2 separate regions of the Homo sapiens genome follow, and region 1 is linked to region 2. A link is a loop called in an ENCODE intact Hi-C map of the cell type or tissue named here. Cell type or tissue: PC-3. All regions are shown on one strand. Each heading gives the region's core, and the rest is flanking DNA. Links, peaks and the distances in the headings are about the cores only. Region 1 overlaps LOC105374217 (a long non-coding RNA gene). Region 2 overlaps FNDC3B (fibronectin type III domain containing 3B).

The links. A loop is a pair of places that touch in the nucleus more often than their neighbours do. Peaks named below come from ENCODE experiments on the same cell type or tissue, not always from the same donor. Only the 100,000 strongest peaks of a DNase experiment are listed, where the experiment ranks them.
Region 1: a loop joins it to region 2, with 3 times the contacts of the local background. A loop is called at or near these places in 4 of 110 quality-filtered maps.

What each region holds. Positions count from the first base shown.
Region 1 is chr3:171,964,583-171,968,981 of GRCh38, forward strand. The region is part of intron 3 of LOC105374217 (a long non-coding RNA gene); the gene reads left to right. Among named protein-coding and RNA genes, the nearest start is that of TMEM212-AS1, 66 kb to the left of the region's middle. RefSeq lists an enhancer at 2,773-2,917 and a cis regulatory region at 2,840-2,851. In PC-3, for the core only: no CTCF peak of the experiment used is centred there; a DNase peak (open chromatin) is centred at 2,789; H3K4me3 peaks cover 276 bases; H3K27ac peaks cover 1,830 bases.
Region 2 is chr3:172,128,256-172,132,654 of GRCh38, forward strand. All of the region lies in intron 2 of FNDC3B (fibronectin type III domain containing 3B), which reads left to right. Among named protein-coding and RNA genes, the nearest start is that of FNDC3B, 91 kb to the left of the region's middle. In PC-3, for the core only: no CTCF peak of the experiment used is centred there; a DNase peak (open chromatin) is centred at 1,846; H3K4me3 peaks cover 603 bases; H3K27ac peaks cover 2,821 bases.

The sequences.
Region 1 (4,399 bases), core at 372-4,371, 160 kb before region 2:
GATAACTACTGTAATAATTACTGTATTATATATTCTTGTGAGATCAGAGAGGAGGAAAAGGTTGATTCTTTCTGGAAGGAGTAATCAGATGGGTTCACAGAAGAAAAATATTTATGGTGCCCAGTAGGATGGCTGTAATTTTTTAAAAAGAAAAAAAATAATGACAAGTGTTGGCAGGAATGTGAAGAAATTAGAACCCTTATACATTGCTGGTGGGAATGCATGGTGCGGCCACTTTGGAAAACAGTTTACAATTCCTCAAGAATTTAAGCATAGAGGTACCATACCATCCAGCAATTCCTCTCCAAGATATATGCCCAAGAGAAAAGAAAATATTTCCACAATAAAACTAGTACTTGTTACTAAAAGTGTTATTCGTAACAGCCAAAAAGCAGAAACAACCCAAATGCCCATCAGTTGATGAATGGATAAACAATATCAAAATGTGGTATATCCATACAATGGAATATTATTTATCCATAAGAAGGAAGAACTGATATATGCTGCAACGTGGATGAATCTTGACAATGTTATGCTAAGTCACAAAAGGCTACATATCATATGATTCTATTGACATGAAAGACCCAGCATAGGAAAATCCGTGGAGACTGAAAGTAGTGGTCACCAGGGGCTGAGTGGAGGGGGAAGGGGGAGTGCCTGCTACGGGATACCGGGTTTCTTTAGGGGTGACAGAATGTTCTAGAGTTAGATCATGGTGATGGTTGCACAACAGTTTAAATGTACTAAAAGCCACAGAATTTTCACTGTAAAATGGTGAATTTTATGTTATGTGAAGTATTACTCATATTAAAAAATTTAAGGTGGGATTTCAAAGAAAAGGAAGGATAGACCGGGCAAAGCAGGGAGAACAGGGCACCCAGTCTGGGGGAAGGCCTAGGGTCAAAGTTCAAAAGCAATAACATCCAAAGTTTGTTCAAAAATGGGGAGAATCTGGTGGAGATACAGCCTCAAGGCTACACTACTCAAACTGTGGTCAGTGGACTGTGAATTGTTTGTTACATTTTGTGAACATGTAAATGAAGAAATCCGAAGTAAATTGTAAAAACATTAGCTACTTACTGTGCACTCAGTCAGTGGCCTCCTCTCTTTACATGGGATACAGACCATGTAGAGCTCACATGGTGAACTGCATGTTGCTCAAGTTACACACTAGTTATGCACAATAGAAGCACATATCGGACCTCCACAGAATGGAAATGAAAACAGCTCGTCCTTTACTTTATATACTTTGAGAAGCACTGTCATGCAGAATGCATTATAAAAAGTAATAGGCAGCCTTTAATCCCAGCACTTTGGGAGGCCGAGGCGGGTGGATCACGAGGTCAGGAGATGAGACCATCCTGGCTAACACGGTGAAACCCAGTCTCTACTAAAAATACAAAAACAAAATTAGCCGGGCGTGGTGGTGGGCGCCTGTAGTCCCGGCTACTTGGGAGGCTGAGGCAGGAGAATGGCGTGAACCCGGGAGGAGGAGCTTGCAGTGAGCCGAGATCGCACCGCTGCACTCCAGCCTGGGTGACAGAGCGAGACTCCGTCTCAAAAAAAAAAAAAAAAAAAAAGAAAGTAATAGGCTGGAGAAATGGGTTGGAAACAAAGTGTAAGGAGCCTTACAAGTTAAGTAGTTTGGGGCCACATTTTAGTCCAAAATTCTTTTCTTCTTCTTTTTTTTTTTTGAAACAGTGTCTCCCTTTGTTCCCCAGGCTGGAGTGCTGTGGTGCTGTCTCAGCTCACTGCAGCCTCGACCTCCCATCTCAGCCTCCCGAGTAGCTGGGACCACAGGCATGAACCACCACGCCTGGCTAATTTTTGTATTTTTTGTAGAGACGGAGTTTCACCTTGTTTCCCAGGCTAGTCTTGAGCTCCTGACCTCAGGAGATCCGCCTGCCTTGGCCTCCCAAAGTGCTGGGATTACAGGCATGAGCCACCACACCAGGCCTCAAAATTATAACTAGGTTGTGCCTAATTATGCACCATCATTGTGAATTGTGGCACTTCTAAGTATGGATTGTCTTTTAGAAGTAGAGAAAACAGAGTAAATGGGTAATTGCAGGGAAAAGAAAATCTTAAAACAAACACAAACCCCTGAAAAACAAGTCAGGGGATATCTACTCCACGGAATCAAAAAAAAAGTCTATGGAATAATCAAAAGAGGTTACAAAAAAGGCACATAGCACACTAATCAACATGTAAAGGATTGTTTATATTTACTGAATGAATAAAAGAAATCAGAACAGGCCCCCCCAGGATGGAAACAGAATTGAGGGCTAGGTTAACGGCAGAGGCAAGAGGGCAGTAGGAAATCTCACAGCTCACATGAGGCCAGAGGGCAATAGGAAATCTCACAGCTCACACTCTCCTGCAGAGGGAAAGAACAAAACCAGCCAGCTCTATGTGTGGGAAAACACTCTCAGCCTCTTAGAAGAAGAACCCTATATTGATTCCAGACATTGTTATTCCCACATGCAGGGGGAATGAAGAAAGAAAAGGAAACCAAGGTATTGACAGGAAAACCAGCTTCTACTTTCTCCTACGTCTTTGATGTCACTGTGGAGCAACCATGAGACTTTCCCTGTTGTCATTTGTCAATTCGTCCTTCCCCAAGCCAAGGCAGTTTACTAACGTCTAGACTCATTAAAGTGGATGAGATTTTGTTTCCAAATCCTGGACAGTGCTAATGTAAATGCTTGTTTATCCATGGTGGTGCAGAATGAAGGAAGTCCATGCTCTGCACAAGTAAAGCGATGTGTCATGTCATATTGCCAAAAGGTTGCATCATTTCTAAACTTTCCGGAAGACTGGATGGGCAAGAGGTCATCTATGTTTATTTTGTGAAGTTTGCCCTACCAGGAAATGTGTGGGTACAAGAGATATTTTGGGCCCATGAGACTCTCACTTTAGATGCTTAATCCAGCAGCATGTGCTATAAGCTTCAGTCTCTAACTACATCTTTAAAAAGAGTGGCAAGTTGTGAAGTATGCAAGGTTTTTTGGCTGCACTGACAGAGCCACGTATAAAATCCTGTTGCCAAGCAGAGACTAGAACCAGATGACAAAGACTGAAAACACACGCCATGTATTGACTTTCCTATAAAATACTCATTACAACCTAATCCAGTCATACTCATTTCTAGAAGAATTACATAATCAGTCAGCAATCCATATTAATTAAAGTTGTAAATTGACCTTAAAAGAAGATTTTTAAACAAAATTGTTCATGTCAGATTTCTTTAAGAATACAGTGGAATTACTTCAACAAAGAAGAAAAATGTTTTAAAGAAGTAATTTTTAGCACAAATTTTAACAAATAGTACTATTCATGGCCCACCAACGGCCCTATTCAAACGTCTCTTGGACATTTTATTTGTGGTTTTCACATCATTCATAATCTAGAAAATAACAGTACCTCTGCCCTGAAAGGAACTACTCCTCTACTTTTCCCTGTGGTTCTGATACGGCTGCCAAGGAAAATATCACTCAGATGTAATCCTCCAACACACACACACGCACACACACAGACACACACACGCGCGCACACACACGCACACACACATTCCAACCCTTATCACATAGCAGTAAGAAGTAATGAAGCTAACACAAACAGGAAGACAATACCAAGAGATGGAAACAGAGAGGCCAGCTCTAACCCTGGAATGCACAGCCAATATATCACCTCTATTGTTTAAACTATTTGAGTTGTTCCTGTTACTTGCAACCAACAGAATCCCAACACCAAAACCCAGGACTTTCAATTCCATAATGGACAGTGCTCCACATTGCACTATTCGGGGGTGGAAGGAGTCTGGAATAGTGCAATGGGGAGTAAAGTTTATATGACTGTCACCCCATAGACATAAGCTACGTGTGACTGATAGCCCTGGAGTTATGCAATGTGAAGTTATAAGGGGATATTTTGCCCACTAACACCATCCATTTCTCTACACACCTAGTGCAACTTGAGCTTGGGTAAAGCCACTTCTAGAACTTCCTGCCTAGTACTGCTATTCTTGCCATTACCACTCCATATTTCATGAAATGCCTTTAAAAAGAATGTTCCTCCACTCTTCTTCTTTGCTTGGATCCTCACAATGCAGGTACCAATTTCTCTATGGAGAATCTTTTAGCTCAGCCCCACATAGAACAAGGCCATTTCTCATAGCAGATGGTGGCCAATTATTTCTGCCTAATTCCTACCTCTACAATTCTTGCCCTTAGAAACCCTTGCATTCCCTACTTCTCTAGAGGTTACAAGTTCACTTCTCAAAAGTCAACCTCGGTGGCTCACGCCTGTAATCCCAGCACTTTGGGAGGCCGAGGCGGGCGGATCACGAGGTCAGGAGATCGAGACCATCCCGGCTAAAACGGTGAAACCCCGTCTCTAC
Region 2 (4,399 bases), core at 261-4,260:
ATGGACACATTCACATCTTCTTCCAGGATCTTTCTAGTTTACTTGCTTATGTTTTTAATCCTGGGACATTTTCTTTGCATGTGTTATTACCACAAAGATAAATATTTGGCATTCGCACCCCATCGCTTCCCTTTTCCTGATTTGGAGAAAAGAGGGGGCTCAAAACACAAATACTGCTTACTTTTCAGTTTTGCCTGAGGCCAGCTGTGTTCTATGGCACACAGACTGGGGTCTCAAAGGTGTGTGTGGATGAACAGTTTGGGTATGGGGGCCTGGGAAGAGCTTGGAGATTGGGAATCTTGGGGGTGGGGCTGGGGAGTGGGGAGTTGGGAGTATGTGTGACCAGAAAATAGTAGCATGAGGAATAGGTGGTAGTACTCTTCTCATGTAGTCAAAGGTCACTTTTGAAGTTATTAGGTATTCCTGGCTAGAATCCTTAGTTGCGTGGAACTCCTCTGCAGCTTTTAGATTGTATCATTTTCCCCCTTAAAGATACCTGTTGGATAATCATAAATGTGGGCTCCAAGGGAGAAGTATTCATTTATACATGAAAACAAGCTACACAAAGTGTGGCCAGTGGAAAAAACTCTAGAAGTGAAATGGGATCTCCTCTCTGGTATGGTTTATATCTTGATTGTCTGAGGGTTGGATTTAACGCTTAAAAATGCTGCAAGTGTACTATTTTGTCTTTGGTCAGTTGGTACTCTTCTCCCAGGAGGAGCTTTTTTTTGGGAGACAGTCTTGCTCTGTTGTCCGGGCTGGAGTGCAGTTGGCACCGTCACGGTTTGCTACAGCCTCGACCTCCTGGGCTCACGCGATCCTCCTGCCTCACCCTCCTGAGTTGCTAGAACTACAGGAATGCACCACCATGTCCGGCTAATTTTTACAATTATTTTTGTAGATATGGAGTCTCACTATGTTGCTGGGGTTGGTCTGGAACTCCTGGTCTCAAGTGATTCTCCCCGTCTCAGCCTCCCAAAGCACTGGAATTACAGGCATGAGCCTCTGTACCTGGCCAGAAGCTTTTTTGATGGACTGATCCATTACCCTGATTGCTTATTTGAGTGACTGGTAATTTTTTTATTTGAGGCATAAATTAGACATTTGCCTCCAGGAGTAGTCTTAGATACTATTGGCACCTGGTTAATCAGCCACCCAAGGTTTAAATTGCAAAAGTAGCCTCCCTTTTCCTCTTTTAATGAGTATAAAACAGAGTTAGGTTTAGATTTATACCTGTAAAGGAAAGATATTACACCTTCTTTCAGTTCTCCTGTTAGACAAAGAATTCCCATGATGCTGTGTTTACTCAATTGTATTAATTGCAACTCTTGTTTTATTGTTTCTCTGGACTTTGGAAGAGTGGTCACTTATTTTTCATTAAACTTTGATAAACTGCCTTCTGTTTATTTCCAGCTTCTTGGTTCATGTAACACTAACGGTTTTGAAACAGATCTGATGAAGCAATAGTAGCTTAGAGGATGCTCCCATGATTTGATTAGCATGGTTCTTCTTAAGATCTCTGGAGAAAAAAAATATCTAGTTAAAATCTTTGTCTTTTTTTTCTTCCTCTGAAGACATGGTGCAGTATGAATCAGTTTAATGCTGACTTTGGAAAAGTAGGAAATGCTTAGTGAGTAGACAAAAAATGATGTGGTTTGGACAGCGATGTTCTGTATCGCATTTTATATTAAGGAGGACTTGTAGCAGTTATTATATTTCTGCTTTGTGGTTGGGGAGAGGGAGGGAGGGAGGGGGAGAGAGAGAAATTGCCCAACTTGTATGATAGGAAAGGTTAAGTGCCGGGAGTTGGCCAGGTTGTGACTCATGCTCCTCGGGGCTGCGTGATGCAAGACCTTTTGCCGCCAGCTCATTCATGTCTGCTGTCAGGACCGGTCATTGGGCTGGTGTGTGTCAAACTTATTTTTATCTCTGCTTTATTGACAATGAAAACAGCTAGGTGGTCAGCCTCCCTCAGTATAATAAAATGCTTTCTTTTAAAATACCTCAGTGCCAAGATGAATATGGTTTGTTTAAATAATGACTTCTGCTCTACTGAGAAAAATTGATATTGGGACACAGGAGACTTGCCTGGTTTCTGAGGTAACTTGGTAGATTATAATCTGGTTGCTATGGCTACTCAGCAGCAGTGAAAATTACATGAACTAAACATTTGAAGGGAGGTATTTTCGTCGGATGCTTAAAAGCCCGTTACCTATCATCTTTCTCCCTGAAGAAGTGGGATGGGGGTCAGGAATTGAACTCAGTAAGCAGGGGGGGAAGGTATAAGTGGACCTTAGAGGCTGGATGCCTCTGCGTCGTTCTTTGAAGTTTGGCCTGGTGTCAGTGACCACTGAGGAACTGTTACAGACACTTTTTGTGCAATATGATAAGCAGATAATGTGACGACAGTCCGGACATGTCCCAATTCAGAAATCCGTTTTCTTGCCTGGGACTTTCCGTAATACTGGTGAATTGTATTTTCTGAACCGGTATTCAGGGCACATTGTCTGACAATTATGAGCGTGGTAGAAGAGAGTATATGAATTTGGGATTGTCAGAGAAAATCTAGGACATAGAGTCTTGGCATCCATTGGTTCCCCCCTCCCCCAGCTAATTAATTCCATGGGCATATATTACAGTTCTATCCCTAGAGCTTTAAACACAAAGCAAATGGTTTTTGCTTTATTACAGTGATGCTAGAATTGGTCTAAGGACCTTTAAAAAGACATGGATAATTGTCTGTATTGAAGTGTGATTTTCTTCCATTGTAGTTTTTATATTGTATATTTATGTAAAAATAAATGATTTTCATGTTAAAGAAATGACTTTAAAAGCTCCTTTTCAAGAAAACAAATATTTGGCCCGGCGCAGTGGCTCACGCCTGTAATCCCAGCACTTTGGGAGGCCGAGACGGACGGATCACCTGAGGTCAGGAGTTCGAGACCAGCTTCAACATGGAGAAACCCCATCTCTACTAAAAATACAAAATTAGCCAGGCGTGGTGGTGCAGGCCTGTAATCCCAGCTACTGGGGAGGCTGAGGCAGGCGAATTGCTTGAACCTGGGAGGCGGAGGTTGCAGTGAGCTGAGATCGCGCCATTGCACTCCATCCTGGGCAACAAGAGCGAAACTCCGTCTCAAGAAAAAAAAAAAAAAACCAAATATTTTAATCATTCTAGAGATCTTGAAGGAATTTCCTTTTGAGTTTTTGAAACAGTACAGTGTGCTTACATTGGTGATAATTTAAATACTGAAAACTCAAAGATTATCTACAGTTATTATATAGGAAAAATAAATTGCCTTGAAATAACTGTCATAATTCAAGATAATGAGAAGCACCAAGGGTGAAGCTTAGTCTGAGTTTCCCTGAATGATCCTGTTTTTTCCAGGTAATGTATTTTCTGATTTAAAAAAATTTAGTATTCCAGCAGTATCATCTGGATGAATTATTAGAAGAGGCAAAATACATGGATATTAAAGATTGAGTATTTAAAGATGAAATGGTTTTGATTTCAAAAGTTTTACAAAACAAATTATAGTGTATACAGTAAATAAAGTTGACTTTTAAATTGCATCTTATGAAAGCTTAATTTCTAAGCTGAGATAATTATTTGCAATAGTTTTTTTTTTAATGTTTTATGACTTTCATTCATTCAGTGAAAGTAGTTATTGAGCACATAACTTATTCTATGCCAGGCATGGGGCTAGATAGCTGGATGTTATCCTTATCATGCCTAGATTAAAGAAGGAAAGGCAGACACTAACATAATTGCTTAGTTAATTGATTGCAGTTGTAAATTCTAGGAAGAAGTAGTAGAGCGGGTATTTTTGTTTGATTTAGAACACATAGTGGGGGACTTGACCTGTCCTGGGAGTCAAAACACTGTTATCACAAGCTGAGAAGGATGAATAGACGTTGGTTGAGGATGGAGGAAGGTAGGTGGTAAGCTAAGATGAAGGAGTACAGGAAGAGTATCACAGACAGAGGAAACAGTATGCTTGACAGTTTCAAGCCAGGGAGGAACAGGGCTTGTTCCGATAACTGTAGGATGAATGTGACACTGACATCCTGTCAATTTCTAGAAATTATATGGTGATTTTTAAAATAGTGTTAGCCTTGTACATGGTGGTTTTTAACTATAGTTTTTGTGGTGGTGGTGGTTGTTTTTGAGATGGAGTCTTGCTCTGTCACCTAGGCTGGAGTGCAGTGGTGTGATCTAGGCTTGCCACAACTTCCGCCTCCTGGGTTCAAGCCATTTTCTTTTCTCAGCCTTCCAAGTAGCTGGGATTATAGGCACCTGCCACCACGCCTGGTTAATTTTTGTATTTTTAGTAGAGACCAGGTTTCACCCAGGTTGGTCTTGAACTCCTGACCTCAAGTGATCCACCTGCCTCAGCCT